2 separate regions of the Mus musculus genome follow, and region 2 is linked to region 1. The links are chromatin loops, found by intact Hi-C in ENCODE. Cell type or tissue: left cerebral cortex. All regions are shown on one strand. Links, peaks and the distances in the headings refer to the core of each region. The heading gives the core; the rest is flanking DNA.

Evidence for each region. Hi-C counts contacts between places; a loop is a spot of excess contacts. Peaks named below come from ENCODE experiments on the same cell type or tissue, not always from the same donor. Only the 100,000 strongest peaks of a DNase experiment are listed, where the experiment ranks them.
Region 2: it touches region 1 in a loop (4-fold over the local background); 13 of 42 quality-filtered maps call a loop at or near these places.

What each region holds. Positions count from the first base shown.
Region 1 is chr5:113,572,132-113,588,608 of GRCm38, forward strand. It overlaps Wscd2 (WSC domain containing 2), which reads left to right. Exons shown (of 9, transcript NM_177292.3): 6 at 108-282; 7 at 1,888-2,052; 8 at 5,132-5,332; 9 at 15,662-16,477. The coding sequence ends at 16,014. Among named protein-coding and RNA genes, the nearest start is that of Gm42002, 23 kb to the right of the region's middle. In left cerebral cortex, for the core only: a CTCF peak has its summit at 8,329; DNase peaks (open chromatin) are centred at 5,568, 7,203 and 7,529; H3K27ac peaks cover 522 bases.
Region 2 is chr5:113,368,029-113,384,505 of GRCm38, forward strand. No RefSeq gene overlaps it. Among named protein-coding and RNA genes, the nearest start is that of Aym1, 19 kb to the left of the region's middle. In left cerebral cortex, for the core only: CTCF peaks have their summits at 5,707 and 7,929 (motif pointing right); DNase peaks (open chromatin) are centred at 5,700, 7,943 and 10,223; H3K4me3 peaks cover 637 bases; H3K27ac peaks cover 283 bases.

The DNA.
Region 1 (16,477 bases), core at 4,171-12,170:
CCAGGATGGAGTAAAGCCGCCAGCACTGGGCGGGTAAGGCCCGAGGAGGAGGAGGTGGTTTTGGCTGCAATGGGACTGGGTGACTCTTCCTCTGCTCCCCTGGCCAGGAGTTCCCCCTGGCAGCCCTCGCTGGCACTGCCTGCCACTGTGGTTTTCCCACCACACGGTTCCCTCTTCATGACCGGGAGGATGAGCAACTGTGTGCCCAGAAGTGCAGCGCGGAGGAGTTCGAGAGCTGTGGGACCCCCAGCTACTTCATCGTGTACCAGACACAGGTCCAAGGTAAGGCAGGCCAGCTCGACTGACCCTCCTTCCCAGATGTGCCATGGCCAGTTGGTCCCTAAGCCAGCAGTGAGAAGCGAGTGACTGAGAGGGCCGAGGGATGTGCTGAACTCGCCTGGCCTGAGGGCTCCTGGGTATGAGACACGAGGGAGGTGCCTGAAGGAAGGTTTTAAGGAGCCCAGCAGAGCAGGGTCTGTCCCTCAGTCCCTCACCACTGAGACGACTCTTTGCTGATAGCAGAAGCAGAGATGTTGGGTGGAGAGCGAGCCCAGGGTCTCCTCTTCTCCAACACAGACCCATCGTGTGATCCTGGATAGCCCTGATCCCCTGTCCAGGCCTCAGTTCCTCCATGTGGGAAATGAAGCTGTGGATGGTTGGTTGGCCTTCAAGGTCCTTTTTGGCTTCAGAGTTCTGTTGACGTTCCTGAAGCAGCAGCTACTGCTGCTGCTGCTGCTTCTTCCTCCTCTTCCTCCTCCTTTCCTCTGTCTCTCTGTCTCTCTCTCCTCTTCTCATCTGTCTCCCTTCCCATCTCTGCCCCTTTGCCAGGGGAGCCCACACTGACTGTTTATCCCTCTACTGCCCGAGGGGATGCCAGGATGACGGCAATGGCTGGGCTGGTGAGGACGAGGCAGTGGTGATGAGGATAGAGGGGATTGGGAGGTGATGGTTGCAATTGTGTTTGTTCGTTCAGTCAACGGGACGCAAGCCGAGATATATCTGGGAGGAGGGGATCTCAGTTGAGGGACATCCCCATCAGATTGCACATAGACATGGGTGTGGGGTGCTATCTTTATTAATGATTGGGTGGGAGGCTCTAGCCCACTGAGGGTGGTGCCACCCACCCTTGGGCAAATGATCTTGGGTTGTATAGGAAAGCAAGCTGAGCAAGCCAGGAAACAGTTTCCTCCACGGTTCTGGCCTCTGCTCCTGCTTGAGTGCCCGCCCTCACCTCCCTCGGAACTGGGATGTGTGAGCCAAAGAGACGGTTCCTTTGCTTGGTGTTTTATCACAGCAGCAGAGAAGAAAACTGGGACGGTAGTGATGATGGTGGTGGTGGTGATGGTCTCTATGTGTCACTTATTAAGCATCTACTACACAATAAACCCTGGTTCTCCTGATAGGAACCACACCATTAACAATCTATGTGCCTGATGCTCTTTACCAGGCTTAACTCGTTTAACCCTCCAGTGGCACGATGGTATGCATGCTGTGATGACCAGTTTACAAATGGGTGACTAAAACAGAGAGGTTGATCAGTATGGCCAGAGCCGCACAGCAAAATAGGGCAGAGTTGGGATCCAGGACTTTACTTCTCCCCAAAGTTTCTCAGCAGATTTTGGACTGAGTGGCATGTTCACTTCTGTTCCCTGCGGAGAGGAGACTGCAGTCCAAGGACGTAGAGACACCCAGTGTTAAGTCAGTCAGGGTGAGGCAGTCGAGACTGTTGGTTCCACAGCCTAGAAAACACAACACTGAGATGTTGCAAGCTAAAAAGAGATATTTGTACGGCTAGGCCAAACTTAAGAGTCTCCTCTTCCCGCTGTGACCTTGTCTCTAGGGCACACGGTGCTGACCCCTGTGTGTCACCCTCTCCTCCCTCCCCAGACAACCGCTGTATGGACAGACGGTTCCTCCCAGCCAAGTCTAAGAAGCTCATCGCTCTAGCCAGCTTCCCGGGCGCTGGCAACACGTGGGCTCGCCACCTCATCGAGCTGGCCACCGGCTTCTACACTGGCAGCTACTACTTTGATGGCTCTCTGTACAACAAAGGTGAGGGGCAGGTGGGTGGGGTGAGGGAAACGGGTGCCACGCAGCACACCTGGCCTCATCTTTCGTGCCTCATGTTGTCCTCTTCCCTCTTCTGTCTGACACAAACACATGCGCGCACACTGCACACACACACATACACACTCACACTCTCACACCTACACACTCATACACACACTCACACATACACATACTCACACACATACACACACTCACACAAATACACTCACTCACACACACTTACACTCATTCACACACACACATACATTCACACACTTATACTCACACACACACATAACACACTCTCACACACACAACACACTCTCACATACACACACACTCACACACACACCATGTGTCTCCTGTCTTGGTACCTCCCCTGAGCTTGCAGACTAACAGATACCCTTTAAGCACCTAATATGTGCTGGGCACCCCAGACACTGACACACCATCAGCTCTATGCTATCGATAGAGGTATAATAGCTGTTTCCTTTGGGGCATTATTGAGCACCAACTGTTTACCAGGCATCTCACCTACAGCATTGGCTGCATGCCATGCGTTATTTGGATGCTCCTCACAGACATTCACCAGGCACCGTTACATCGGAAATGTGCTTCCCATGGGTGGTCTTCAAGATGCATTTATGGAACACCGACTTGTGTGGCAGGAATCTCAGCCACCCCCAGATACCATGTTGGGCTAGTGGTGACAGGTGCTGCCCTCTTACCCACTCCCAGCCCTAAAAAGTGGGTCTGAACATGGGGAAATAACTTACCCCAAAGTCACAGTTTTTCTAGTGTCTGATTAGAGAGTGTGCTCAACTGTTTCCTAGTTCACCCTCAGCCCCTTATTACTCTTGGGCTTCTTACTGGGGAGCTAGAAATCAGGCTGGCCCTGGACAGGAAACACTCTCCTTGGTACGGGTTTTACATCTATGTGTGGACAACCCTTGTTTGTGGCTGTGGCAGTGTTTAGGGGCGGGATGCTTCCTGCCTGTGTGATCTTGGGCACACTACTGTACTTCTCTGGTCCTGTGATCATGTGCCTACTAAGGCTAACAGCCTGTGCCTCGTGAGACTGATGCAAAAGTTGATGGGTTGGTGCACAGGACAAGTTCAGCACATGGGAAATGGGCCTTGCTATTATGGCTCAGCTAAGGAGAAGATGGTCAGCAACTATTCTCAGGACAGAAAGCAGGTGGGAGGCAGAGACCGAAGGGGAGTGGTGGGAGGGGAACAGGGTGGCTTGGGAGGCTGAAGCCAGCAGGGGTGTACGGGCAGGGCAGGGGTGTAGGGGCAGGGCAGGGGTGTAGGGGCCGGGCAGGGGTGTAGGAACAGGACAGGGGTCTGAGGGTCTGCAGGGGTGTAGGGGCAGGGATGTAGGAGCCAGCAGGGGTATAGGGGCAGGGAAGGGGTGTAGGAGCCGGGCAGAGATGTTAAGAGCTGGGCATCTCTAGTTTGTGTCAAGTTTACGAAAACTAACCACAGGGCCTGTGCCTCCAGATCCCAGCTCTCTGTATTTAGTTTGGATTTCTCAACTCATTTAATCGGCACTTACTATGTGTGAGGTAGTGCCTACTATGTGTAAGGCTCCTAGCAGGATTTGAACCCAAACCCTCAGCAGAACTGGAGCTGTGCTGTTTTTTTAAGCTGGTGGCTGGGACCGGGTCAGGCATTGTGGGTAGGCTCATCTTCACTGCTCTGGCTACACAGGTTCGGCCCTCAGAGAAGGGACCCATGGGATCACAGAGGCCAGGGACTAAAGGGTTTTCATCTCCTGTGTCAAGTTTAGTGAACCCTGCTTTTTAGACACATTGAGAAGATTCTGAGGTTTGGCTCTCCCTCAGTGGCTTGAAAGAGGGGAAGTGAAGCAGCCGCCCCCGACACCCAGTGCTGGTCCTCCCCCCAGCTCCCCTCCTGGCTTCGGAGAGCGATGGAGCCTTGCAGATGGGGTCTGGGCTCAGGTTCTCCCCCACCTTAGCCTCTTTATTTAGAACAGGAGGAGTCAGAGCACCAAACACAGAGGTTTCCCAAAAAACACAACCAGATGACAGGCAGGGACCTCGGACACACCTAACCTGTGATGTTGGAGCTGTGAGGAGAGAGAAAAGGGAAAACAGAATATTTTTCTGCAGCTCTGAGGCCAGGGCTTGGAGCAGTTGTCCAGCGGCTCCTTGGTGGCTGAGGGTCACATGCTCCTCAGATTAGTAGATAACTGATTCAGAAAAGTGATATTTCAAATTTCCATGTCTGTGTAGTGGAGTTGATGGGTCTGTTAGAAAACGGGTGTGTTAGCCGGGTGTGGTGGCACACGCCTTTAATCCCAGCACTCCGGAGGCAGAGACAGGTGGATTTCTGAGTTCGAGGCCAGCCTGGTCTACAAAGTGAGTTCCAGGACAGCCAGGGCTATACAGAGAAACCCTGTCTCAAAAAACCGAAAAAAAAAAAAAAAGAAAGAAAGAAAGAAAGAAAGCAAACAAACAGGGGTGTGGGGGGCGGGGGCTCTGGTGGGGAATTCAACAACATTCCTCAGAGAAGCCAAGCACATTGTCCCTCATCAGGGACATAAAATTCCTCCAGCAAATGTTCTGCCTGCCAAACGGCACCACTCCCGTCTACTGAGCATTTAGACTCTGGAGTATGTATTTCTCCACCAGTGTGGTTTATTTTCAATCTCCACAGTGTCATGCTAGGTTGAGACCATGATGGTGTCCAAGACACAGCATCTTAGGCCTCCCTGACACAGGGAAGTGACTTTCCATACTGTCACCATTGGTGACATCATGAATGCCTTCCTTCGGGTGCTGGAAAGTTTCCTTTACTGTTTTGTTGGTTTTGGTTTCTGGAGATTGGAGTCCCACACTATAACCAGGATGGCTTGGACCTCAGGACCATCTCCAGCATGGGCATATCAGATGTGAGACCTGTCCGCAGGTGCTCAGAATACACACTGGAAGGGAGGAAGGGCTAAGTGAAGAAGATGGTGAGGAAGCACAAGGTGGTGTGTGTGTGTGTGTGTGTGTACTTCTTACCCCACCCCCACCTCCCCAGCTTCTAACTTCTCGGCTCGGGTTGGGCACAGGGTTCAAAGGTGAGCGGGACCACTGGCGAAGCGGGCGGACCATCTGCATCAAGACCCATGAAAGCGGCCAGAAGGAGATCGAGGCCTTCGACGCAGCCATTCTGCTCATCCGCAACCCCTACAAGGCCCTCATGGCTGAGTTCAACCGCAAATATGGAGGCCACATAGGCTTTGCCGCCCACGCCCACTGGAAAGGCAAAGGTGACAGGAGGGAGGGTCGTGGACAGTGTGAGGTGCGGGTAATCAGCAAGGAGCTCTTAAGAGAGCTGTGCAAAGCAGCAGTTCTGAGCAGCAGAGGCACCCGAGCACCAGTAGCTAAGGATTCTGACTTTCTGGACTTGGGGAGGGGGTGATAAAATTGTGGGGTGCAAAAGCCTGGGTAGTTCACCCTCTTCCCAGCAGCTATGGTTCTTGCTACAGTGACAGAGGCACTGCTAGTCGAACCCAGCTGGCATGGATTGCCACGAGGCACTGCTAGTCGAACCCAGCTGGCATGGATTACCATGTTTGTGGGTCCTCTCCTGGGTATGGCACGGTCTGTGTCTAGCCCCAGCCTATGTGATTGTGTGAGCCTACGGCTGTGTGACCAGTTATCACTGTAATGAACCTGCTGCATTCAGAGAGACCAGTGGATCCGCTGGTGTCACAGCAAGCAGGGCCCTATGCTAGGTGAAGAGGCAGGCTTGTGTCAATGAGCAGACAGGGGCTGGAACACGGAATTCAAACCCATCTGGGTCTGAGCCGAACCCTGGTTCTCTCTTTACTAACGAGGAACCGGACAAAGACCACTAAGGTCACAGGATACACAGCAGTCAAGCTAGCCAGCTCTCATCTTCCCAGGCTTCCTGGGGACTGAGAGAAGGGGAGGAGGGGTTATCAACTGGTCTCTGAGCAACCCCTCTCTCTGTCAAACCCTCAAGGAACTAGGGAAGAACTGTTCTTGTGGCAGGGTATATAGGCTTGGTACGCACCCCAGGTCTGCTGAGCTAGGATCCCAACCCAAGCACTGATCGATACCCCCACACCAGCCTCCACGTCCCCAAGAGTATACTTTCCCAACAGCCACCTTGCTAGCCTGTTTCCTTATTTAAGACCCCTGAACCCCTAGACCAACACCAAGTCAGGGCATTGAGCCAACTCAAAACCAACAGAGGGCGAGTAGAGGATCAGTCCACGTTCATCTCATACTGGGGCTATATTAGCCCCAGAAACCCCTCTCAGGTCAAGAGCGCTCTCCCCAGAACAGGGCCCCCATTCTCCACCCCACCCACCCATTCCTCTCCTTGACACCCTAGGCACCAGAACAACAGGGGGGCTCATTAGCAATGTAAATCATCAGGCTCCACTCCAGACTACACATATGTGCGCGCGCACACACACACACACACACACACACACTTCACTGCCTGAAACCCTTACTGCTCATATGTGGCTGGGGACCAGCTGCGGCAGTGTCATCTGGGAAACTTGAGGGTCTGTGTCCAACCAGATTCCTCAGGGGCTCCAATGCTCTCACAGGTTTTGAGACCTGCCTTGGGACACCCTGACCTGGGAGAAGCAGAGGCTACGTAGCCACCGAGTGTGTCCAGTCCCTGTGGTCCTGTCCTCTCCTGATCAGAGCCAAGAGATAAGCCTCCCCACCCCCCATGACTTTCGTTCTATAACGTTAATTTTACAGCCCCTCTGGAGCAGGACGGAGGCGAAATTTTATGTGATATGATTACACAAGGTGAATTGTCCTGGATCTGTTTAATGAAACAGATCCTGTGTTTAATGACTCCGTGGGGAACTGGCACCAAGAAACCATTAATCAGGGCCTGGTTCCTCCTGACGACAAGAAGCTGGAGTGAAGACCGCCAGGCTGTGCACAGACAGGTGCACCCTGCGGCTCCTCAGGGTACCTTTGTTTCCAGATTTGTGGGTGCTGACCAATTATTACCAGGAGCCCTGAGCTAGCAGAGGGCTTTTTGTTTCTGTTCTCCTTTGCAATGGAGTCCTTTAGGAGCTTTGAGAGGTGGGGGTTGGAATAGTGTGGGCGCGCATCTGGTATGGGAGAGCTCGGGACAGCTAAGGGAGCTGCTATGCTTTTGTGGGGAACTCAGGCCAGCAGGAAGGCACATGTGGGGAGTCTCAGGAAAAGCTGGGAGCTGCCATCAGCAGGGATTGTCCTAAGCAGCAGTTACTCTTCTGCACCTGGTACTTCCTCAGGATCTTTGCAAAGCTTATCATCCTAAGATATCAAGGCTGCCTGTTTGCAAATCAGTACACAGAAACCCAAAGAGAGCAAATAGCACCAACAAGATCACCCAGTGCAGGTGGAGAAGAACAGGGTCTCCAGCCCTGGGCACCTGACTGCAGAGTCATCTATAGACAGCCCCCCTAGAACAAGAGCTGCAGGCGATAGGATCAGACGCTCATCTTGACACACCAGGCAAATGTCTTCAAGAGGGTTACATATGGCCTCACCTGAAGTCTAGATCTGTGGGGTGCTAGGTGACCTCACCTAGGGGTTCTTCTTGGATGGTAGTAGCTGTCCTGAGTCACCGAGGATACCAGGAGGTGATCAGAACTAGGGACAGGCTGACGGAGAGGGAAGGAGCCCCTGTGTATGCTTAAACTTTCCCTAATCTCCCAGATACATCTGGTCCTAACCCATTATAACAGTACGGGCCCAATTAGTCAGCTGCCTTGTAAATAATCTATTTGAAGAATAAAAAATAACCTGTCGTCAGCATAAATATTTCTCAAGCAGCCGCGGGATTTCAGGAGGGGACTGGGAGGGGCGTCTAAGGACAGCTCCGATGTGTTCTGTCAGGAACAGCAGCCCTTCATCACGGTGCAATTTAGCTGTTGGAAATTTCAATTTAGTTCAGCAGCGAATCCCCCCACCCCCAGCTCCTGCTGGGTATCAGGCTGTGGGAAGGAGCCAGGGATAAGGCTGGTCGTGGCAGGAGAGAATCAGGGCCAGAGTGTAAGACAAGGTGGACTGGATGGTGTTTCCCTGCTGTGGGACCTGTTCACTTTACCTGTCTGGGCCTCAGTTTCCCTCCTGGTGATGAACATACGGTAGTTTCCAATGGGGTGGTTGGTAAGGATCTGTCGCCTAGCAAGGGGATAGGATTGAGGAGGCTTGTAAGGTCCCCCAACCAAGCTGGAGAGACTCACCGGTCTCTTATGCGCTGCTCCCTCTAGAGGGACTGAGGAGAACTGCACCCTCTGCCATTTAAGCCCCCAGTGTGCTGCCTCTTGGAATTCTCCAGCTCTCCACTGCGTTGAGGCTGTTTGCAGCATCCCGTGCCCACCTTTGGCCGCCTCCCAGCTTCTCTCCCACCTGAGCCTCAGCAGCTCTCCCTGAGATCGGCTCTACAACTACCCCTAAGTTCATGCCATGTAACCTATCTAAGGCACCCTCCCAGTCAGGTGACTTTCTATCACATAGCAAGATGGCTGATGAGCACCCCCAAGAAGAGACAGTCCATGACAGTTTGAGTAGAGAGACCACAACAAGAGACTTAACAACAATCCTAACCCCACCCCCAGGGGCTCAGGGTGCGGTGGAGACAGATGCGTAAGCAGGGTGACCACACAGTAATGGCTCGCCCTGTGATCAGGAAGAATGAGGCCTGGGGAGCCCAAAGGAAGCCTGTGTGACCCCCCCCCCCGCCCCCCGCCAGGGGTGATGACGTCATACTTGAGAAAGCTCAATCAGTGAGGACAACAGCCACGAGTATTGAACAACTGCAGGGCTCAGGCCAATGTGAGCTCAGCCACGCCCTGTTTACAGCCCACCATTCCCTGTGAGCTGACCTTGCTTACAATACCTTGGTAGTAAAAGTCCCACTTGGCGCAGCCAGCCAGACCTCCCAGATCCTGCTCTGCCTCTCATTCTAAGTGATCTTAAAAAGCCCCTTGTTTATTCTATGCCTCAGTTTCCCATTCTGTTAAATGATGGCAAAGTAGTGATAGATACCTGTGGAGACTGAGTAGAGTTAACTCCTGCCTGCATCTATATAGTGAAAATACAATCACAATCCAGCAATACACCTTTATAATTAATATACTAATGGAAATCATAGACCTATGGTATGAATAAGTTACATAAATTATACATACCACAAACCTATTTTATAAGGCTGGGCATGGTGGCACATGCCTTTAATCCCAGGACTGAGGAGTCAAGGCAGGGGGATCTCGAGTGTGAGGCCAGCCTGGTCTACAGAGCGAGTTCTAAGCTAGCCAGGGCTACACAGCGAAACCCTGTCCTGAAAACAAAATCTATTTTATATATGTTTTATAAAATTTTCATAGTATAGTTTGGGAATATGTTGGAAGTACTTAGATATAACCTAATCTTTTAATCAGAATAGAGTCTTTGATGTGGTGCCTTCCTTTTTCTTTCTTTCTTCTTTCCTTCCTTCCTTTCTTTTTCTTTCTTCCTTCCTTTCTTTCTTTCTTTCTTTCTGTTTATGAAATCATCTAGTTTATCCTTTGAGGAAGGCTCTGTAACTTTAAATTTAGTTATCCCATTTAAAAGTATTTTACAATACTATGTGTTATTCATTAACTAATAGTCCAAATTGAATAAACAAATGTAAATGTTCACCAAAAAGTCTTACAACCATTATTGAATTTAGCAGGAACATTCCAGATAGACATAACTCTCTAAATAATTTTTAAATGACTAAAGCAATGACTGACTATTCAAAACACAAAGGCTTTGTTCAATTGGGGAACATTTAATCCCAGGTTTAAATGTCCATTTAGTCAAAGGATAAACAAAGGATTTGTTGTTGTTGTTGTTTTAAGTGTTTTTTGTTTTTTGTTTTTTTTTTGTAAAAATTATTAAGAACAAATCGATACTTAAAAAAAGCATCAAATTTATCTCAGGGTATTGAATTGACCTTAAGTTTTGTAGCTTCAATATTATTTTAACCTCATTATAACCATATACATTTTAAAAATCCTTTTGTGATATATTTTGATCTTATGATTATTATAAAACTTAGAAAACAATTTTAATGAGGTAATTTTAAAAGGAAGTTCAGGAAGCTATAATGTAAACCATAGGACATATGGAATCTTTAAGATCCAATAGTTAAAATCCAGGTAAAGGACACTGACTAAATTTAAATGAAATATTTGTTAGAGATTTAAGCCACTCTGACAAGTATCTTGAAGTGTTTTGCTTTTGGGTAAATTTTGGTTTTGGTTGTCACTAATGGAAAAAGCATTTCCTTTTATTGGTCTTTTCCAGGCATCAAAAGTATAAGACGTCCAGAGTACAACAGAGCTTAGCATTCATGACTTTATGAATCTTTTTAATTAAAAAGAGTCTAATAATTCCATTAAATATCTAATTAGAGTATAGCACATTAAGAAGATCTGTAAATTCTAAAATCTCTATGCCAACCCCAAAGTAAGTTTTTAAAATGACAATTCAAAAAATACATATTTAGGGTTTTTTTGCCAAGATACAGATCTTGAGGCCCCCCCCCCCCCACGTTTTGTTCCTTCACTTTTAAAGAGACAGTGATGCTCAAAGCTATTCCTGATATGCTGGTATGCATATAAACACTCATATAAACAAGACATGTCGAAAGCACAGACGTGAGCTAGCTTTTTAATCTCTGGGATAAAGATCTGTGTCTGGGACAGGATGGGATGGGGTGTGGAGAGGAGGGTTGGGGGAGGGCAGCAACTGTCACTAGGAAAAATGTATGCTAGAAAGGAGAGAGTATGTCATAGTTACTTCATAGCCCACGGTGATAAGGACCAAGGAGGTAACATCTTTATAAGAATCATATCCTGTTCTTAAAGTTATTCATGTTGTTTAAATGTTTAAATTTGAAGACATGCTAATTGTCCCAAAGAAAGATATAGGACCGGGGGGGGGGGGGGCTGGAGAGATGGCTCAGCGGTTAAGAATATTGACTGCTCTTCTGAAGGACCGGAGTTCAAATCCCAGCAACCACATGGTGGCTCACAACCATCTGTAATGAGATCTGATGCCCTCTTCTGGGGTGTCTGAAGACAGCTACCGTATATCTACATATAATAATAAATAAATCTTTTTTTTAAAAAGATATAGAACCATTGAAAGAGCCATTAAAAGAATAAGAAAGAGATTTAGTTAATGTGGTCACACTGGGTAGGGGGACAATGAGATCTGGCAAACCCCTCAAGTTTGTTTTTAGGGACCTGAAATAAAACCTGAGAGGGGTGAGTAGTCTGGTCCCTGTCTTTGTCTGGGCTTCAGACTTGTCTATAAGGTGTTACAATGTTGCCAGAACTCTCTGAAATCTCTCTCAGGGAGACACTTTCCCTTCCAGCTGGCAACCCTCCCCTCTCTCAGCATGAGCGTCCTGGGGGAGCTCCTATATCCTTAGGGTCCTTTGCTTCACAGTCTATTAGTCACATAGCTCTTGAGAATATCTTCATTTCTGCCAGACTGGTCACTTGGGGGATCAAGTTTTATGATGACAATGCCCAGAAAAGCCATGTGTTACTACAAATGACCCAGGGGCAGAGCTGGGTGGGTCTGAGAAATGTCTATGTTTGTGTCAGGGCCACTCATGACATCTAGAGAGTTTCTTGTTAGACCCATGGAAGCAAAGGAACACAGGACCTCACAGGAAAATTCAGGAAACTCCCCTTGAAGATGGGTCTCAGCTTAAGTCCCCAGGAGTGCTGGAGAGGGGCCAGAGACATTTGGTTACTGTTAATAGCCTGAGGGACGAGTCCCCCCAAGTTCAGGCCAAGCTGACATTTGGGGCTTTGAGGCTGAAAGGAAGACCCTTACCCATAAGCATGAGAGTTAAATGAAACAGGCTACTCAAAAGACTCAGACTAGGGAAAGGAAGGCGGGCCGGCTGTTTTTGGAGTTTGCCTTGGTTTTGACGGAAACCCCTCTAAGAAAGGTGGTGGTGGTGGTGGTTGATTTTGGTTTGGGGATTTATTTTGGGGTCTGGGTTTGTTTGGCTTGGGATGGTTTTTGTTTTTCTGGGGGGGGTGTTTTTTGTTTGTTGGGATTTTTTGTGATTTTGTTTTTGTTTTGGGTTTTTTTGGGGTTGGTTTTTTTGGTTGGGGTGGGGGCTTGTTTGTTTGCATTTACTTTGACTCACGTGACTCTAAGAGCTCCTTACTCTTCTGAGTTACCAATTTGATCACGTTTTTAGAGAGCGTTTTATGTTTTAGTTAAAGCGGCTGCTGATCTGTGATTTTTTTTTAAGACATTTATTGCCTAGGACTTTTGTTAAACGCAAAACCTACACCTGGAGGAGGAGAGTGCCTTGGTCATCTTTAGTCTACCCCGCCCCACCCCCTCACACACACACACACACACACACACAAACACTTGCAAGTTAGTCAGCAATTATCACTCACCAAGCCATAGAGCCGGTTAGAGGACCAGATGGCCATTTATCTGCAGGCACTTCCTCCTTTCTGGAGGCCTGGTTCCGACCCCCCAGCCCCCTCCCCCACTCCCACCCCACCCCCTCTCCCTCTCTGTTTTCTCTTGAAAAATCACATGTCTACTTTAACTAGGGAGTGTGTGTTTTGGGTCAGTTTTATCCCACTGGCTCTGTGGCTGTCCTACATGTTTACACAAACATGAAGGCAGTGAACAAACCTTCCTATGTATCTTTCCCAAAGAGCCAACATCCTAGCAGAGACAGGCTGTTCTCCGAGTTTGAAGCCAGCTGTCTACAGAGCAAGTTTCAGGACAGCCAGGGCTACACAGAGAAACTGTGTCTCAAAACAAAAACAAAATACACCCTAACAAAAAGAATGGAACATGTTTGTTGAGTTTCCCCCACTGCACGTAGTGAGGTGTTCCCCCTGACTCCAGCACACTTTGGGGTGGGGTGGGGTGGGATAAGAGGGAACAGTTGCCTCTTGTCTCCAGGGGCTGTAACATCAGATGATCATAAAACTCCTAAGCTAAAGGTCACAGGAGAAGTAGCAGAAAAATAAAAGCAGAATTAACCCTTTGAGGAGGAGTTGGGAAACAAAGGCCAAAAATTAACAAACCAAAACATTTCAAAGACAAGGAGAACCAAGACAAAACAAAAACCAAAATCCCATCAGAGTTTCACAGGCAAATGAAATATCGGAAAACAAGCTAAACAGCCGAATCTAAAATGTCTTTAGAGTTCTGGGCGCAAGCAAGCCAAACCAAGCCAAAGGTTAGACCAAAACCTTTCCAACAGGCTTTCAATCAAGCGCTCAGAGCAGATACTTTAAAACAAATACTTTGAAAGCAGACAAAAAGAGATACCTCCCAAAGCTTGATCTGTAACCAGCTCAGAACAGACAAATAGGCTGTCCACAAATGGCAGACACAACTCAGCAACCAACCAACCACCCGGCTGAGGAAACAAAACCAGACAGCCAGGGCTCAATGGATCCAGGCGATTCCTCTGGTGGAAAGTGGGTCGTTTTTTTGGAACCTAACATGTCAGCATATCTGATGACATAAAAACCATAGCTCTCATCTTAAAGGGAATGTGAGAGAGCTTATTCTGAAGCCAGTGAGTGACCGTGGCCCAGAAACGCGGATATAGGTTACTCCAGATTCTGTGTTCCAACTGGGAAGCAGGCTCATGAGGTGTTTGTAGTTTGACAAAACAGTCAACGAACCCAGGCAGTTTAAAAGAGGCGGATACCACAAGACAGGGAAAGCCTTTCTATAAGCCCTGAAAGAACCTAGTGGGGAAACCCCCATTCAACTCCCGATTCGGCGTGCACCCAAGAATCATGAATAGAACACAACACCTTGATGTAACAACACGAGGAGGGTCGAAACATATCTCACATAACAGGAGACAGTGGATTCGACCAGGTTTGAAAGCTAGGGGTTTTTATAGAAAAGGAGTGGGGCTGGGGGAGGAATTGGCGCGGTTTCACATGATTGGTCCATTTAAACATCAGCAGCCTGTTAACATTTAACTTAGGTCAGAGGGGTGAGAGCTAGGGAGGTGACGGGCCTGCCCAGGCATGTCCTGGTCTGTTCTGCTGTGTTCTCAGCCCCAGGTTTCAAAGCTCACAAACAACTCTTTGGGCTATTTGACATACATTACATGAATCACAGGTCTCAAGTTTTATTTCCTTTCAGCCCAAGGTGCTGGCTGATGATATTCTTAGCCTTGGGCTGGTAGAAGCTAGCTGTCTTGTTTGTTTGTTTTAAAGATTTAATTACTTATTTTTATGTATGTGGGTGCACTGTAGCTGTACAGATGGTTGTGAGCCTTCACGTGGTTGTTGGGAATTGAATTTAGAACCTCTGCTCACTCTGGTCGGCCCTGCTCGCTCAGTTCCTGCTCACTCTGGCCCAAAGATTATTATTACTGTAGCTATCTTCAGATGCACCAGAAGAGGGCATCAGATCTCATTACAGGTGGTTGTGAGCCACCAAGTGGTTGCTGGGATTGGGACCTACAGAAGAGCAGTCAGTGCTCTTACCCGCTGAGCCACCTCGCCAGCCCATGTCTTGTCTGTTAATAGATTCCAAAAGGTTTCTACTAGTAGGGGGGGTGTTAGTTCCAACAGACAGATTTGCAAGAGTGAGCTGTGCAGACAGTCTTTGCTACAGTGTGGGTTCTGTTTTCTTCCACCCTTCTCCCCTCTTTTCTTCCACCCTTTCAACCCCTAACACCAGAAAGAAGAAGAAAAAAAGACAAGAGAGGAAAGGAAAAAGGAATATTATTATGGTTAGACTAGTTCCTACCGATTACGTGTGTCAAATTTCTTAGGGCTCCTAGATCTTTGCCATTAGAATCCAAATTTTTCTTCTTTCTCCTTTTTATTTTTTCTTTCCCCTTTTTATTTTTTCTTTCTCCTTTTTATTTATTTTTATGTATTATTTTTTCTTTCTCTTCTTTTATGTACAACTACTCAACAAACCACAACCAACAACTCTCCCCACTCTAAGCTCAAGCATTTATCTACCCTCTGAAAAGTCCCCGGAATCCCCGGTGTCACACAATTGCAGAAACCATCTGCAGCTGGCAAAATGATCTGCCTGCTAGGGCACAAGGCAAATCATAAGACAGCTGCTGTGGACAGTCTGAAGCGGCCCCTACCCACACCTGGGATTAAAGCAAAAGCAAATTCTTATATTCCTAAAGAAACCAAAATTGTCACTACCTAGGTGTTCCAGAGGTCTAGGCCTAGCCCAAGGTAAGCTAATTAGTCCTTGGATCTGCAACATTCCAACCTCCCCCACAGAACTACAGTCTCTACCCATACAGCTTCTTGGGGTCCAAACCCAGAGCTTCCAGCAATCTTGGCAAGCGAGTGCTCTCTGCTCCCAGCCCTTCCTGTATAACCCAGCATCTCTGTGCCTCCGCAGTTTGGTGGTATCTGTTTTCAGGCTGTGGTTCTGTGTATAGGTAGGGCTGTGCCTGTAGTAAACCAGGCACCAGCCAGGGGTGTGTTACCCAAAAAAGCACACGTGGGTTTCAGGCGTCCGGAAGGTTTGTCATCTGCCCATCTATCTAGTGGCGGGCTGACGCTCTGCTCTCTCCGCAGAGTGGCCCGAGTTCGTGAGGAACTATGCCCCGTGGTGGGCCACGCACACGCTGGACTGGCTCAAGTTTGGCAAGACCGTCCTGGTGGTGCACTTCGAGGACCTGAAGCAGGACTTGTTTACGCAGCTGGGCCGCATGGTCAGCCTGCTGGGCGTGGCGGTCAGGGAGGATCGGCTGCTGTGCGTGGAGAGCCAGAAGGACGGCAACTTCAAGCGCTCGGGGCTGCGCAAGCTGGAGTATGACCCTTACACAGCCGAGATGCGCAGGACCATTGCCGCCTACATCCGAATGGTGGACACGGCACTACGTAGCCGCAACCTCACTGGGGTGCCTGATGCCTATGGCCCAAGATGATGGGCAGCCAGGGAGGGACCCAGCATCCGGTGCCCCTTGGCTTCAAAGAGCTGGCTTCCCTCTGGCACAAAGACAGCCCCAGGCTTCTGCCTGCCTTCAGAAAGGCCCCTCTGAGGCCTCAGGAGGAGGAGATATCTAGACACCTTTCCCTGGAGAGTAGGCTGCCTGGTTTGGAGTATCCCAGACCCTGCTATTGGTGGTGGGAGAAGGGAGAGGCTATCTGGCAGAGGTTGGGAGGGTCTGGCTGTGGCAGCTGATGGACATTTTGCAAGCAATGACCCTCTTCTGACTGTGTGGGCCCCTGCCTCTTCCCCTGAGCAGGCACCAGCTTTCTGATCTCTCTCAGGCCACCTCTGTGTGACAGACAGCTGGCTGGGACCTGTCTCCGTGGCCTTGGGCGTCTCACTTCTGAGGACCATGGAGACTGGTGCTCTGGCATTACAGTGGGAACCGCCCCAGGCTA
Region 2 (16,477 bases), core at 3,383-11,382, 200 kb before region 1:
CCAGTATTCTGCTAGCAGCCTTCAGATGAAGATGTAGAACTCTCAGCTCCTCCTGCACCATGCCTGCCTGGATGCTGCCATGCTTCAGCCTTGATGATAATGGACTGAACCTCTGAACCTGTAAGCCAGCTCCAACTAAATGTTGTCCTTATGAGACTTGCCTTGGTCATGGTGTCTGCTCACAGACACCTTTGTGAAGACTCCTACGTGGGAGCTATCTGATAACTGCTCTTCCACTTTGTGTGTGTTTGTGTGTGTGTGTCAGTGTGTGTGCATGTTTGTTGAGTGAACCGAAGTCCCAAGTATGGGTGGAAGTAAAAACTCACTCATTGCCCCATCATGGGTACAAATCTGTTGAGTTTCCTGGCACCCTCATTTCGTGTCAAGCCAGTCAGAACTCTGTGGTACCGAGCACCCGTGCGAATAAGATTCATCTCTTCATTATCTAGATTTCCCAAGAGCTTAATCCTTGGCTCTGTTTGAATCTTATCTTTTCCTCTTCACAGATCCCTGCCTTCGGCAAGATGTGAGAACACTATCATTCTCAGTGTTTGGGGCGTTGCTAATCACACACACGGTTCCCAGCAGAGTGTGTGTGTGTGTTACAACTTCACAAGCTTAGTTTGCTATTGTCACAGCAGGGAGCATGGTGGCACACAGGCAGGCAATGGATCAGTGGCTGGGAGCTAGCTACATCCTGACCTGGAGTCAGAAAAGAGACACCCTGGCATGAGCATACACTTTGTGAAACCTCAAAGCCCAACCCCAGTGACACCCTCCCTCCAACAAGCCCACACCTCCGAAACCTTCTAATCCCTTCAAACAATTCCACTCCAGGCTACTGAGCATTCAAATATATGAGCCTGTAGGTGCCATTCTTGTTAAAGCAGCTCTCACGCCACCTCGTGTCCAGGTGACTGTGAGCCACCACACAGAGGTGGTGTACTGTACTCAGGTAAGCACTCCTAACCACTGGTCCATCCAGCCCCATGCTTGCATTTAAACAGCAGTGAAGGGCGGGTTTAAGGTCTATATTCCGGGGTAGCTGTGTGACCTTGGTCAAAGCCTCTCACAAGGCTATTTCCTTTCCTTCTTGAGGAACAGATAGAAATGCATCAAGGCTACCTCTGTTAGCTGAGCAACAAGCTATGAGACTTGACCGGGCCCCACAATATCACCGTTGGTAATTACAGAAGTCACCCAAGGCTGATTGGTGGCCAACAGAATTTCTTAGGCTCGACAGAGCCCCTGGGATCGTGCTAGATTTTTTTCCCCCCATGTAGCTCTTGGCTGTTTAAGCGTTCCCTTCCGAGCAGGCCTTGAGCCGGCTCTGCCAATGGCTTTCCTGGGACGATAATTAGATTTAAGCCCCCGGTCCAGTCAATAGATTCTCATCTCAGGGTTACCAAGCCGATCATGGCCAGTAATTTACAGCTTGAGTTGTTCTAAAATCAATACAGATTTTGCTCTTCAACGAGAGGGCTGTAAAACAGGGTGACAGGAGGGCCCCCAAAGCCGTCAGCTCAGGAGCGGAGCGTTTACCAAGCCTGCCTGCGGAGGGGCCTTGCAATTAGAGCAGAGCGAGGTGGATGGCCTCCATCCCATGGGCTGTGGCCAGAGGCAGCAGGAGCTCCCCCTGACAGGGCCTGTCTGCTCTCAGCTTTGGAGCTCTGTGTGAGTCCGTCTTGTTTGACAGGTGCGGTGGGAAGGGAACAGGTTTCCAGTCAGGTTGAGTGGCCTTTGGACATGACAGTGCAGTTTTCTACACTTGGGGCTTAGCCTGAATTCCTTGATGCTTGGGCCTCTTATCTGTAAAATGGGCAGATAATGGAGACCGTAGCCCAGATGGAGAGAGGAAGCCATATTTAGACAGCTCTGCAGATCCCAGTTCCCATGGTCCAAGTAAATACCCAGAAGAGAGCGGGACTTTAAAAAACCCCAGAACTTCCAGATGTGTTGACTTGGCTGTTGTTTTGTTTTTGTTTTTTGAGACAGGGTTTCTCTGTATAGCCCTGGCTATCCTGGAACTCACTTTGTAGACCAGGCTGGCCTCAAACTCAGAAATCTGCCTGCCTCTGCCTCCCAAGTGCTGGGATTAAAGTCGTGCGCCACCACCGCCCAGCTGTGTTGACTCTTGACTGTGATTTCAACACTGGGAAGACAGAGGCAAGAGTCTGAGGCCAGCCTGGGCCACACAGTGAGCTGCAGGACTGCCGGCATTCCAGATCTTGTACTGTCTGCTCGGGTGTGAGTATTGGTCCCATTTTTCTGATGGGAAAATCAAGTCAGAGATGGGGAGGGTTTTTTTTTTGTTGTTTTTGTTTTTGTTTTTGTTTTTTTTGCTCGAGCACAGACAGCCATCAGAATGGTGCTGTGGTTTGGATGTAAAATGTTCCCCCTGGCAGTTCAGAGTGTTCAGAAGCTGGGCTCCCAGCCAGCTGTGCTGTTCGGGGAGGTTTTGGGAACATCAGGTGGTAGAGCCCCCGTGGGAGAAAATGGACAGGAGTGTGTGCTTCTCTGAGGAAGCAACATGGGGAGAGGGGTGGGAGGTGTCACTCCCCAGAGCCTCAGGCACAGGTGAGGACCCCGTGCCTAGCACGCTCAGAATCAGTCAGTATGCTTTAGCTTCATATTTTCATTCATTCATTCATTCATTCATTCATTCGATGTATTGAGAACCTACCAGGACAAATGCAGTATGTAAGAGAGTGAGGGTGTGTGTGTCCCCAAGGAGTGCCCAAGTGAGGAAGCTGGACAGAGCTGAGATGTCACTGGGAGATGGGGACAGGACAGGGCTCAAGGAAGACCCTCCCAGGCACACAGAGGAGCACCCGCCAAGGCCCTGGGGTGGGAAAGATGGTGGCCCAGATGGAGAGGCAGAGAATACAGCTGAGGAGGAAACCTCAGCCTCTCCACCTTGGGCACCCTGAAGCCAGAAGAGCAGGGGTCAGCAGGGGTCAGCAGGGGTCAGCAGGGCACTTTAGGACAAGACAAAGAGCTGGGGCTTTGTGCTCATGGCAGAAGGGAGCAATGAACAGGAGAAACCGAGCTCCTGCTGTGTGGGGAACAGAACAGAAGGTCCAAGGGTGGAAGAAAGAAGATACAAGTGGCCACCATGGGGCCAGGGCATCATGGGACTTCGCTTTATCTGACCCCAGTAGCTTGCCACACTTTTTTTTTTGTTGGCTTAGTGTTCCTCATGTACAGCCCCTGCCATGCTTCCTTAGCCCCATGCTCTGTGTTAAAATTTTCTTCACTCTTGAGAATTTCCTACCCACGGACAATGACATATGAATGCACCGACTACCTCCGTTCCGCCCTCCGCCTCCCCTTGTGGCCCTACCAGCACAGACCCTGCCCAGCTCCTTAACCTACCATGGGCTCAGGGCATCCACGGGAGCACTGGAAGCCTATCAGTGACCACACCCTCAGTAAAGAGCAACGCTCCCCCACACGGCTATCTGCTCCACATGGTTTCTCTGCATGGATGGGGCTTGGAGATCATCTGCTTCAGCTAGAATCCCACCCAGCCCGATCCATTCAGGTCCTAGCAGCTGCTGTGAGCTCCCGGCAGTCTCTCATCCTTAGCATCTATTTCTTAGAGAGGAAAAAAGAAAAGAAAGAAAAAAGCCAGGCAGTGGTGGCCCATGCCTTTAATCCCAATCCCAGCACTTGGGAGGCAGAGGCAGGCAGATTTCTGAGTTCGAGGCCAGCCTGGTCTACAGAGTAAGTTCCAGGAGAGCCAGGGCTACACAGAGAAACCCTGTCTCAAAAAACAAAAACAAAAAAACAAACAAACAAAAAAAAAAAAAAAAGAAAGAAAGAAAAGAAAAAGAAAAAGGAAAAGGAAAAAAAAAAGAAAGGAAAGGAAGAGAGAATCTTATCCAGTTTCTTATCATGGCCTCCCCTTCCCAGCACCCACAGAACTTGCTCACAAGCAAAGCCTTCCTTCCCCGTGAGCCCCGTGAACGGAAGACTCATCCTAACAAGCCCCCGTAGGAAGCAGCCAGGAGGCTCCTGGCAAATCTTCATTGGCTGGCGGTCATTGCAACTCAAGATTCGGGCCGCTGACCTAAAAGACTTTCAAACAGTATAGTCAGCCAAAGCAATGGTGGGCAGTGGGCGCTGGGGGACATCACAGAACATGGAAAATTCACTCAGAACTTCTATGAAATGGGAGCACTCACCCACTCTCCGGATGGGAAAACCGAGGCTCAGGACTGTTGAGCCACTCGCACAAGAAGAAGTTCTGAGCTTGTGATGGGACTGCTTTGTCTGGTCCGTCTAGTCCTCTGAGCAGCCGCCATCTTTGTCAGAGTATCGCAGTTGGGCCTGTGGGCTGTTGACATTTCCTCAAAGAAGGAGGACTGGGGCGGGTCATGGGACCTTAGACTGAATGTCCAGCCACTCCTCCAGATCATTCCAGTGCAGTTTGTCCCTAATTGTCCTCAGGGTCTCAGAGAGGTGCTATAGTACACAGGTAGGAAAACTAACAGGAATGATCTTCATGCAGCTGGCGTGTGTATGTGGGTTGGGGTAGGGATGGGGTGCTGTGTGGGACACAGACCTCCTGATGCTTTAGGGTCACCCAGAGTCCTTTCTATGACCCTGGACTCAAGATCTGTAAGTAACCTAAGAAACTGGCTCCCTGGGGTGAACTTGGACTGGGCTGTGCTTTGTCACTGGGAACTCAGGAAGTTAATGATGTTCATATCTCTCTAGGCAGGGCTTGTCACACCTATCACGTCACGGCACCCACAGAACCCCTGAGGGTTACGCACAGTGTCTGGGGCAGCAGTCCTGCTGGGGTCCCTTGCATAGTGATCAGCGCCCCAGCATTTGCTGAAGACCTAGAGCTCTTCCTCTTCACACACGGCACGAGAATTTCAGAAACTATACAAAGAGACCCCCGCCCCCCCCCACACACACCCAATCACCAGCCACACACCAACCACGCTGGATGCTTCAGGTGCTTGCCTTTCTGCACGGCTTGCAGCCTGAAGGGCCTTTTATCTTCCAGGGAGCAGGGATAGCCTGCCATCAGGGGAGCAGCCGACAAAGGCCTCTGCCAGTCTCTAGCTGCTACCATGCTCACTGAAGCAGCCGGAGGTGGGGGTGGGGTTGACTCTGCCCCCCTCTTTGCTAGACCGGGCTCAGGTTCCCAGTCCTCGGGGTTGCTTTAATTTACTTCCACACACACCAGCGGTTCCCAGCCACCGCGCGGAGTCACTTAAGGGTGGTTGTCACTCGTCAGGAGTGCGAAGAAATAATGTCAGCTACGTAGTACCCCCCTCCCCCACATCCACAGGAGAGGTGCTCCAAGACCACCAGAGGATGGCTGAAGATGAGGAGACTGCCTGCCATCTCTCTGTATGTGTGGTGACGCCCTGTTCACATCCTGGGCGCTATCCACAACAGCGATAAGAACCGCCAGTTAACATACTATGCTGCGAGAAAAGGAAGTTACCGTGGCCCCTCCGCCATCGAGATGGCTCTCCCTGCACCTAGTGAGGTGCACGTAAATCGAGCAGGTCTTTGACAAACAGCCATACCGTGACCGTGTAGTGAGTAGAACCTGCCTCCGTTGCTATTGCGAGCGACCACGGACAGTCTGGACTCCGCTATCTTCTTTTGTTTTAAGATTTCTTTATTTTTACTTTATGGGTACCCGTGTCTTGCCTCCTTGTGCATGCAGTACCTCGGAAGGCCGAAAGAGGGTGCTGCATCCCTTGGAACGGGAGCTACAGAGGGCTGAAAGCCCACCTCAGTGCTGGGCTTTGAACCTGGGTCTTCTGGGAGAGCAGCCAGGGCTTTTAACCAGTTTTTCCAGCCTCCAAAGGAATGGTTCTGGCTCCAGTAGGATGTCAAGAGGCTTTGCTCATCCTACTCAAATTGTGTACAACAATGTGTATAAGTTATTGTTGATACTTCCTATGTGATACCCTCAGCCCAGTGTTGACTGCAGGTCAGTGGGACTATAGTACAGAGAAGGTTCCTAGAGGGGCACAATGCACTGGGTAGAAACTGGAGTCAGAAAGTTACTTACTTAAAAAGTAAACGAGACCATCTGAGGATACTATTTCCAGTGTGCACAAGCAACTAGGGGTCTTGCCTAGGTCACACACAGCCTGTTATCCCCAGGGAACAGGACCAGGATTCTATCTCAGGGGGACCCTGACTGATCTTACCTACCCCAGCACTGAGGTTCAAAAGTGGCCTTGGCTGCTCCAGGCCACCAAGGAGACATCTTTCTGGATAAGATCTCACGGGCAGCCCAGATGCTTTGCAAAGGTTCCTCGAAATATAGCAGAATACATATCTGAGTTTTTATTGCCCACGCCGTAATAGGAATATAACTTATGACTGCTGGCACGCCAGGCTTCGGCAGCCTCTATAAATCTGGCCCTCTGATCGAATCCACATGCATTTCAGCAGAGCTGGGCCCTCGGAGGGGAGCAGGGAAGGAACTGGGGCCAGAGCTTTTGGGGGGGGGTTAATCATAGTCAGAATATTAACCGCACATCCTGTTGAGTTCCTGTGAATAGATTCAGATGTCCCAGCATGAAGGTCTGATTCTGCACACAGCAGAACAGCAAGTGTCCAGAGCAGGCTCAGAGAGCGTCCTGAATGCTGTCAGCTTCAGTTTCAGACCAAGATTCATTTCCCCTGAGAAAAACAATGTTTCAGCCATTCCCGGGGTGGGGGAGGGGGGGTTTTGAATCACGGTGGAAGGCTTGCGACTCAGGATGAAGGCCAGGAGGAGCAAACCGATGGTTGGTTTCTTACTTCCAAAACAGGCTCACAATTTTCAATGAATGCTTGAAGGATTTTTTCTCTGCCTTATAACTTTGTTCCTTTCTTCCTTCCTTCCTCCTTTTTTTCTTTTTAAAAAGCAACATGCCAGTCTGTGTTTGGCTTTATTGGGTAAAAAGGAGGCCAGACACTAGTGGAGAAGGAAATAGAAACTGCAATTGAAGATTAAGATTTAAAGAGGAAGGCCAGGCACTGGTGGCACACGCCTTTCATCCCAGCACTTGGGAGTCAGAGGCAGGCAGAATTCTGAGTTTGAGGCCAGTCTGGTCTAGAGAGTGAGTTCCAGGACAGCCAGGGCTACACAAGACAGAGAAACCCTGTCTTGAAAAAAACAGAACAAAACAAAACAAAACCACAACAAAAAGATTTAGAGAGGAAAGGCCCAAGTGACTCCCGGGCGTTCCAGGGTCATTCTCCACAAGAATGGATTTGCCCCAGTACCACTGCTGTCCTTCACAGAGCGGAGCTTGCCCTGTGGTGCCTCCTGTAACATGACAGCTCTGAGGGGGACCAAGGATCCCCATTTCCCAGATGTGGAGACAGAGCCTAGTCCCACTCCCTTTCCTTTCCCTCTTTTAAACTCATGACCCTTCTTCTTCAGTCCCTAAGTATCTGGGACTACAGGTGTGCCCTTTCCCAATAGGTGTTCACCCAGGACTGAAGGGCCCAGCGGGCCAGCTCGTCTTTTTAATTATTGTTGGTGCATCTTCTGCCTTGCAAGGAGCTTTGTGGATAGATACTAACTGTCCAACCAACGGCCAAGCAAACACAACCGGAGCTGCACTGGCCTTCTTGAGCCAGATCTGCAGAGTTGACCAGTGAACTGGATCTTTGAGCTCTGATCTCTTTGCAAGGAGGAGGGGACACGGCTTGGGCAGTGGACTGGGTGAAGGTCCGCTTATTTCCACAGGGTTTCCCTGTCGATGAACAGAACAGAATACCCACAGTTTGGTTCACACAAGATGATTCCAGGCATCACTGCCTCTCCCTTCCCCTAGCCCCTCACTCAACTGTGTGAAGGGATCTCTTCTTTCCAAATCTCTCTGTATCTTTCCAGTCAGAGATTGAATCTGTAAGGTTCCCCTACAGGCTCGTGTGTAATACAACCAGTTACCAGCAGGTGGGGCTGTTTGGGGAGCAAGTTGTGGAGACTAGGAGTTAGTGTCTGACTGAAAGAAGTCACGTGGGGGCAGGGAAGCTCTTGCAGTGTACATTATCCCAGGTCCTTTCCTGTCTACTATGATGGTCACATCCCTCCAGCCATGGCGTTTTGTCCCAGCACATTGTGCAAAACAGCAATGAACTCACTGAAGTTTGTGAGCCCAGAAATCTCTGCCCACCTTTCCATAGCTGTAGTCAAAATATCCACTGCAAACAATGTAATGAAAACATTTTGCCACCAGTTTAGTCCAGATTGCCACCATCTCTTTCCCAGATTCCTCTAATCCTGTCTTTACAGCTCTGCCTGCCAGGGGGTGGGGGTGGGGGGGGGGAGGGCTTATTTCAGCTTTCAATTTACAGTCAACCATCAAGGGAAGTCAGGGCAGAAATTCAAGGGAGGAAACTGGAGGCAGGAACTGAAGCAGGGGCCAGAGGATGCTGCTCACTGGCTTGCTCCTCGTAGCTTGCTCAGCTCTTCTCATTACCATCCAGGGATGGCCCCACCCACAGTGGGCTGGGCCCTCCCCCCATCAACCATCAATCAAGACAATGCCTCTCAGACCTGCCTACAGTTGGATCTTATGGAGGCATTGCTCCCTCAGATGACTATAGCTTGAGTCAAGTTAGCATTCAAGGAGCCAGGCTGTGAGGGAGTGGTAGCTGCTATGAAGAGTGAGTTATACTCTTGAGGGTCGACCTTTAGTATTCCTGTGTCAGCCACTGCAGGTGCTTTCTACATTGTTCTCTGAGACAAGGCTTCTCGTTGGTATAGGCTTGCTGGGTTCACTAGGCTGGCTGGCTGGCAAGCAAGGGATTGTCCTCTCTGCCTCCCCAGCACTAAAAAACAAACAAACAATAAATGACAAGAATACATCACAGTGTGTGCCAGCTCTATTCTTGTGTGCCGGAAGCTCAGAGCTCCTGGACAGAGGAATCTCATCAGGCCTAGCCAGTGCACTCTTCTCACAACAGCTGGAGGGAACCCCTGGAATCTCAATCCTGGGTCAGTGTAGGCACTGGCTTTGGATGGAGGCTAGGAGCCCCAGGCCATGACTGTACCATCACAGCCTTCCTGAGGTGCTGTGGGGGGAACCAGAGGTGGAGCTCAGAGCTACAGGTGCTAAGTGGCCATGGGCAACTCCCAAGGGAGACACTTTCTATGGGGTCACAGCCAGAGGCGTTGACCAAAAGGAATGCACTCTCTTAGACAGAAGCAAGAGAGCCAATCAGAGGCTGTGCTTTGGGAGCCTACGTTCTAGTATTAAGAGAAGGTGGCTCTCTTGGGTCAGGCTGGGACCCCAGTGTTGGCACTGCTGATGAGAGCTCACCTCTGCTTGAGAAGCTCTGAGACCCAGGGACACTGTGTGGTTCTCTGCCCCCAAGTTCTGCAATAAGCACCTTCACAAGTGGTAGGGAACCTGAGGTCCCCAGAAGTTAGGTGACTTGTCTGACCTCACTCTAAACAGGCAACTCCAGGTAGCAGTTTCCAACGTGTGAGTCATGACCTCTTTGGGGGCGGGTGTTGAAGACCCTTTCACAGGGGTCGCTGGAGATCATCATAAGACACAGATATTTACATTATGATTTACAGCATTAGCAAAATTACAGTCATGAAGTAGCAAGAAAAATAATTGTATGGTTGGGTTACCATGACATGAGGGACTGTATTAAAGGGTCACAGTGTTAGGAAGGTTGAGAATTACAGCCATAAGCTATCCATTCACTTACCCATCCATACATGCATCCACACATGCATATATCATACATACCAACTATCCATGCACACATCCATACATGCATCCACACATGCATATATCATACATACCAACTCATCCATGCACACATACATACATGCATCCATCCATGCATATATCATACCAGCTGATCCATGCACACATACATACATAATGCATAAATACATGTATATATCATACATACCAACTCATCCATCCACACATATATGCATGAAAATATATGTGTGTGTGTATATATATATATATATATATATACATGTATATATATAAAATCTATCAGCTCATCCATTCATCCTTCCATCCACACATATATATGTGTATATCATAATACCAACTCACCAATACACTCATCCATACATGCATCCATACAAGCATCCATACATACATGCATCCATACAAGCATACATCCATACATAATACCAACTCATCCATCCACTTACTCATCCACCTGCCCACCCATCCACTCACCGACCTACCCTGTAAGATACTGGTGGGAGCCAGCAGCACATGCTGGAGAGAGCATCGTGGGCAGAGACAGCGTGTGCCTGTTGCTAAGGTTAGCCTGCTTTACTTTCAGTTGTTGTGACAAATGTCCAGACAGAAAGTAACTTAGGGGAGAATGGGTTATTTGGCTCATAATTCCAGGTCCCACTCCATCATAGAAGGAAGGCGGAAACTCCAGACAGGAATTTGCTGCTCTACACAGCATTGCCTCCGACAAAGGAACTCACTTCACAGCCAAAGAAATGAGTCAGGAACCATAGGGATGCTGCCCGCCCAACTGGCTTATGATCAGCTAGAGTTCCAAACTGGCTGCCTAGGGAATGGTGCTGCCCACAGTGGGCTGGGTTCTCCTACACCATTTACCCATCAAAATAATCCCCATGACTTCAGGTCAATCTGATCTAGTAAATTCCTTGAGTGAGATTTTCTTCCCATATAACTCTAGGCTGTGCCAAGCAGACATTGGAAGCCAAGGACAAGTGGGAGAGACCAGAGAGGCAGCATGGTGAAACATAGGGACTTGGGGGAGAATGTAACCAAGGGAGACACCAGAGAAGCATGAAGTGAAGATCTGGCGGGGGGGGGGGGGCGGTACCGGAAATGAGTGTGATGGACAACCAGTGGAGAGTCTTGCGCTCACTCCTACAGTGCTGTGTGCGCTGGGCCCATTGTTATCCCATTTTATAGAGGAGGAAACTGAAGCTCAGGAAAGTAAGTTCATCCTGTGTGAGCGTATGTGTGTGAGTATATGTATATGTATAGAGTGTGTGTGTGTGTGTGTATGTATGTATGTATGTATATATGTATGTTGTAAGTGTGCATATGTGTATCTGTGTATGTGTCTGCATGCAATGTGTTTGTTTGTCTGTGTGTTTATGTCTATGAGTGTGTCTATGTGTCTGTCTGTATGTGTGTCTATGTGAATGTGTGTTTGTGTATGTGTGTGAAATGTATCTGTGCCCAAGATTCCTGAGCAGTAGGCTACCTTAAGCCAGGATGAAGCTTGAAATAAAGATGTGCAAACACGTGTGTGTGATCAATGAGTGTGGTGCGTGAGTGTGTGGGTATGTGTTGGGGGTATGAGTGTGTAGACATGTATGTACAATGTGAGTGTGTGGACATGTATGTGTGTGGAGTGTGTCTGGACATATGTGTGGAGTGTGAGTGTGCGAACATGTGTGAGGGAGAGTTTGTACCCTGAACCCAGAGGAGGACATTAGGAGTCCTGATTCATCCTTTTCTGCCTTTGAGTCTCTCACTGAACTCGTGAGTAGCGAGTCTCAGTGATCCTCATGCCTCCTCCCCCACAGCTCTGGCTGGGGCTGTAGATGAGCACCCAGCCCTGACCACACCCTAGCTTCTTACAAGGAATGTGAAGATTCAAACACAGGTGCCCAGGCTTGCATACCAGGTACTCTTGCCTGCTGAGCCATCTTCCCAGCACTGACGTGTTTTTAAGACAATCTCTAAGAGTTCCTTTTATTTCAGAAAGGCCTTCTTTGATTTTGCAAATACCCATCTCCACCCGCTGCTGAATTCTTGTTCCCTCCATGGTGTCTTTTGATTATTAGTAACAGTGACGGCTGTTTTCCAAGTTTCCGACATTCCCCCTTTAGTTAACACTTCGGTGCGGTGTTTAACAGTCTTTGCTGACTGCAGGAACACAGCGCAGACCTCTGTTGTGTTTGCCTAAAAGCTTCCCTTTGTGTCTTCACGTGTAGACATGTAATCACTAGGAATTGACTTTTGTGGCTGGTGTGAGGCAGAGCTCAGAATGTTCCAGCCTCAGCCCCAGCCCATGTCGATATCCACTTAAGCCAGCACCAGCCTTTTATACAAATCCTTTCTCCCTGATTGCCCTGATACCTTTGTGATGCATCTGGCAGATGAACCGGTTTCTGACCTCTTAGCTCTTCCTCGGCTGGCCTACGTGAGCCTATCTTTAGGAAGGTCCATTTGGAAGGGAGAAGAAACACCACCGAATCTGCTGTGTCACGGACACAGCCCTGGTCAGAGGAGGACAAAGAAAGCCACCCAGCCTCCAGAGGCAGCTATTCAGTGATCTACAACCTTCCTAATTCAAGCTTCAGGGTCTAGAACATCTCTGGCATTGACCGTGGCGTCTCCCAGGGGCAGTCTACTTTAGAGCGGGCATTAAGCATCCTTGGCGGTGCAGGCTTAAAAGTCCATCCTCTGCACCTTCCACAGGGCTGAGTGCAAAGCCCTCAATTCTGCTTCTGTCTCCCCTGCAGCTTCCTCCCTCCCTCAGGCCCCCCGTAAGTAGTGAAATACAAGGTCTTGCCGTAGCGATCTCCTCCCCGCTCACTGCCGTTTAAAATATGAGACACTGCATCATAGTGTGGAGGTTCAAAATTACCTCGAAGTAATCATTTCCTAGAGGGCTGGTAGTAAACATTCTGTCACCCGACTATAGATTTTCTCCTGTCTCCATCAATCACCCCCCTGGGAGATATTAGGGGGAATGAACAGAGCCTGGGACTATCCACACACTCATTCATGGCTGCCAGGTCCCTGCTGAGGGAGGTATGCTTGGTGCCCCATGACAGACTGGCTTATGGCAGGTGAGGTCCTTCTGCCAAGGAGCGAGAGATGTGAGTTTGAGTATTGGGTGGTCTGTTGGGCTAACCTTCGCACACCTGAGACCAAAGCATCCCCCTTAGGAGCTGCAGTTGGACACTACCTGGCTATTCATCTTTCTCATGTGCCAACTTAGTAATCTTTAGTCTTGGCAGGACAGAGTTGCTATATTAGCATGCTAACACTGTTTCCACAGCAGAGGAAATGGAGGCTTTGAGGTGTTGGGTGTCTTGTGTTGGCAGAGCCCAGGCTTTTTGGATCTGGTATTTCCTAATTCTGGGGGTCTAGAGCTATCTCACAACACACAGCTGTAGGCTTAGACCTTTTTCAGAACCTACATTTAATAAGTGTTTTCAAACACTTCCACCCAACTTCTCGCCCACTGTCCAAAGGTTGGAGAACAAGGAGATGTAGACCTGTTTAGAAGTAGTTCTTTGGGGCTATTCTAATCTCTGTTGTCAGGATACCAGCAATCCAGTTCAGTAGTGTCAGGGTACCAAATCCAGTTCAAAAGTGTCACCAAACATGAATCAGTAATGGCAGCACGATCCAGCAGAAACCGCTAGGCCTCCGCCAAATTAGCTCAAGTCAGCAGGAGCAACCAGGACCAGCCAGAATGCCAGGAGTTCCCTGTCTCACCTCTCAATGAAGTGAAGATCAGTGAAGAAGATGTGAGGCCATCTGTCTCTCTCTCCAAATATCACGTGTCCTCTCACGGGTCTTGCCTCAGCCAAGCACACGTGAGTCCATGTCCCACGACACAACCAGAAACTTTCACTTCACACAGCTTCTCTCAAAACACCCAGCTCTGTGCAGGCCACCGGCCCCATTCACCACTGAACACTGCATGGTACAGACAAAGGGTGGGGCAGCTGCCCAGTCAGGTTCAGCAAGTAGATGCTGGGCTGTCTACTTCCTGTTGTGTGGTAAACTCTCTACCAAAGCAACCTGAGGGCTCTTTGGCTTATGCTTCCAGGTCAAAGTTCATCATTAGGGGACTTCAGGGCAGGAACTCAAGCAGGAGCTTGTAGTAGTAACTGTGGAGGGGGTGGTGCTTGCTGGCTTGCTCACTGGTTCACAGACATGGAGAGAGCGTGGATGCAAGATATGGAGTTCAGGGCAGCTCTGGAGGCTCAGCTGGAGTCCTATGCTTCCTCCCACAGTCACTGTCTGAGGTAACCCTCAAGTTGAAGTTCAACAAAGAAGCAAGGTGTGTATATGTGTGTGCGCACGCGCTTGCGTGCATCTGTGTCTGTGTTTGTGTATGTATGTGTGAGTGTGTGTGTGTCTGTGTATGTATTCTCATATGTGTGTGTGAATGTATGTGGGTATGTTAGTGTGTCTATGTGTGTGAGTGTGTGTCTGTGTGAGTGTATCTGTGAGTATATGCCTATGTGTGTCTCTGGTACATTTCTCTATGTATGTGTGTGTAAATGGGTTTCTGTGTGAGTGTGTGTGCATGCATGAGTGTGTGTGTGCATGAATGTGTGTGTGTGTTAGTGTGTGTGAGTGTGTGTCTGTGGGTATATGCCTGTGGGTGTCTGTGCATGTGTCTCTATGTATGTGTGGGTGGGTGGATTTCTGTGTGTGTGTGTGAGTATGTGTGTGTGTGTGTGTGAATGTATGTGAATGTATGCCTGTGTGTGTTTCTGTGCATGTGTCTCTATGCATGTGTGTGTGAGTGGGTTTCTGTGTGTGTGTGTGTGTAAATAGCTCTGGCTAGACACTGGGCTGTGAAGCACAGAATGCCACAGCTTCACAGAGGACGCACGGCCACTTCTTTCAAGAAGGTTGCAGGATGATACCCCCTTGTCCTGGAGCATCAGCCTCCAGGGAGGGAGGAGCTTTGCCATAGTGCACCAAAAGCTTTGAGTTCCTAGGAAGAAAGGTTCCCAGCTGGAGACCTGAGAACTATTTAGCTGCCTAAATACCCATTCGCCCACCGCACCCTCAAGGGGCTCTCTTCAACCTAAGGAGTGCTCTTCACAGGCTCTGCAGGATGGTGGAGAGGGAGGCTTCATTAATGCAAATTGTGTGGGTAGCTTTAAGGGAAAATCTACCTCTCTCTCCCTTTTATGTGGCTCTCCCTGCTTAATGAGCACTCTTCCAGTCCATTTTCCTTAAGGGTTTAATGAAAGTATAATCTTAAAAATTAAGACAGAAGGAGAAAGTGTCGAGAGAAAAGCCATTTCTCCAGGAACGACTCATCGAGACGTTCTCCACGATGCAAGAGCGGTGGGGAGCACCCTCCGGGAGCACGGAGGAATTTTTTTTAAAGGTTCCATAAAACTCCGGCCCTTGTTGCTACAGCCTGGGGATTCTTGCCCAGCAGATAGAAATTGGATTTACGGGTAGAGTAATGTGGCGGTTACTCTGTGGCAGTTTAATTAATGCTGATATAGGAGCTTGCTTCCTCTCCGACTCAAACTATGAAGCACAGGCAGGAGAGAGGGCTCTGTTTTTAAAGCTGTCTGACAGCTCTGGCTGCTTTGTTGGGGAGAGGAGGAGGATGGGCTCTTGGGAGAGGTCACTCTTGGAGGGCGGTTGGTGAAAGCAAGGTGTGCTTTCCTGTGGTACTGTGGTGTGTGTATGTGTGTTCATGTGTATGGTGTGTGTGCATTGTGTGATGTGTGTGTATGTGGGTGGGTGGTGTGTGTGTGTGCATGTATTTATGTGCATTTGTGGGTGGTGTGTATATGTGTGCATGTGGGGTGTGTGTGTGTGTTCATATGTATGGTGTGTGTGCATTGTGTGATGTGTGTGTATGTGTGCATGTGGTGTGTGTGTGGTATATGTGGTGTGTGTGGTATATATGTGTGTGTGGATATGTGTGTGTGTGTGTGGAATATATGTGTGTCCCTTGAGTGTGTGTGAGTGAGTAAGGAAGATGTGTGGTGTGTGTATGTGTGGTGTGTGTGTGGTATATGTGTGCTGTGTGTGTTGTGTGTGTGGTATATGTGTGGTGTGTGTGTGTGGTATATGTGTGTTGTGTGTATTAGTCAGGGTTCTCTAGAGTCACAGAACTTATGGATAATTTCTAAATAGTAAAGGAATTTATTGATGACTTACAGTCGGCAGCCCAATTCCCAACAATGGTTCAGTCGCAGCTGTGAATGGAAGTCCAAGGATCTAGCAGTTACTCAGTCTCACGCAGCAAGCAGGCGAAGGAGCAAGAGCAAGAGCTAGACTCCCTTCTTCCAATGTCCTTATATTGTCTCCAGCAAAAGGTGTAGCCCAGATTAAAGGTGTGTTCCACCACACCTTTAATCCCAGATGAAAGGAGTAGCCCAGATTAAAGGTGTGTTCCTTAAACTCGGAGATTCAATCTTCTGGAATCCATAGCCACTATGGCTCAAGATCTTCAAACCAAGATCCAGATAAGGATTTCCAAGCCTCCAGATAAGGGTCACTGGTGAGCCTTCCAATTCCGAATTGTAGTTCATTCCAAATATTGTCAAGTTGACAACCAGGAATAGCCACTACAATCCACCCCTTGTCAACTTGACACAAATAATATCTCATGTTCACATGAAACAATAACAAGGTTGTAAATACGCCTAACATGATATAACTATCCCTCGTACAATCGCAAACGCATTAGTAAATTTACAATGGGCATTCATATTACTTTATAATCCTCGTTTCTG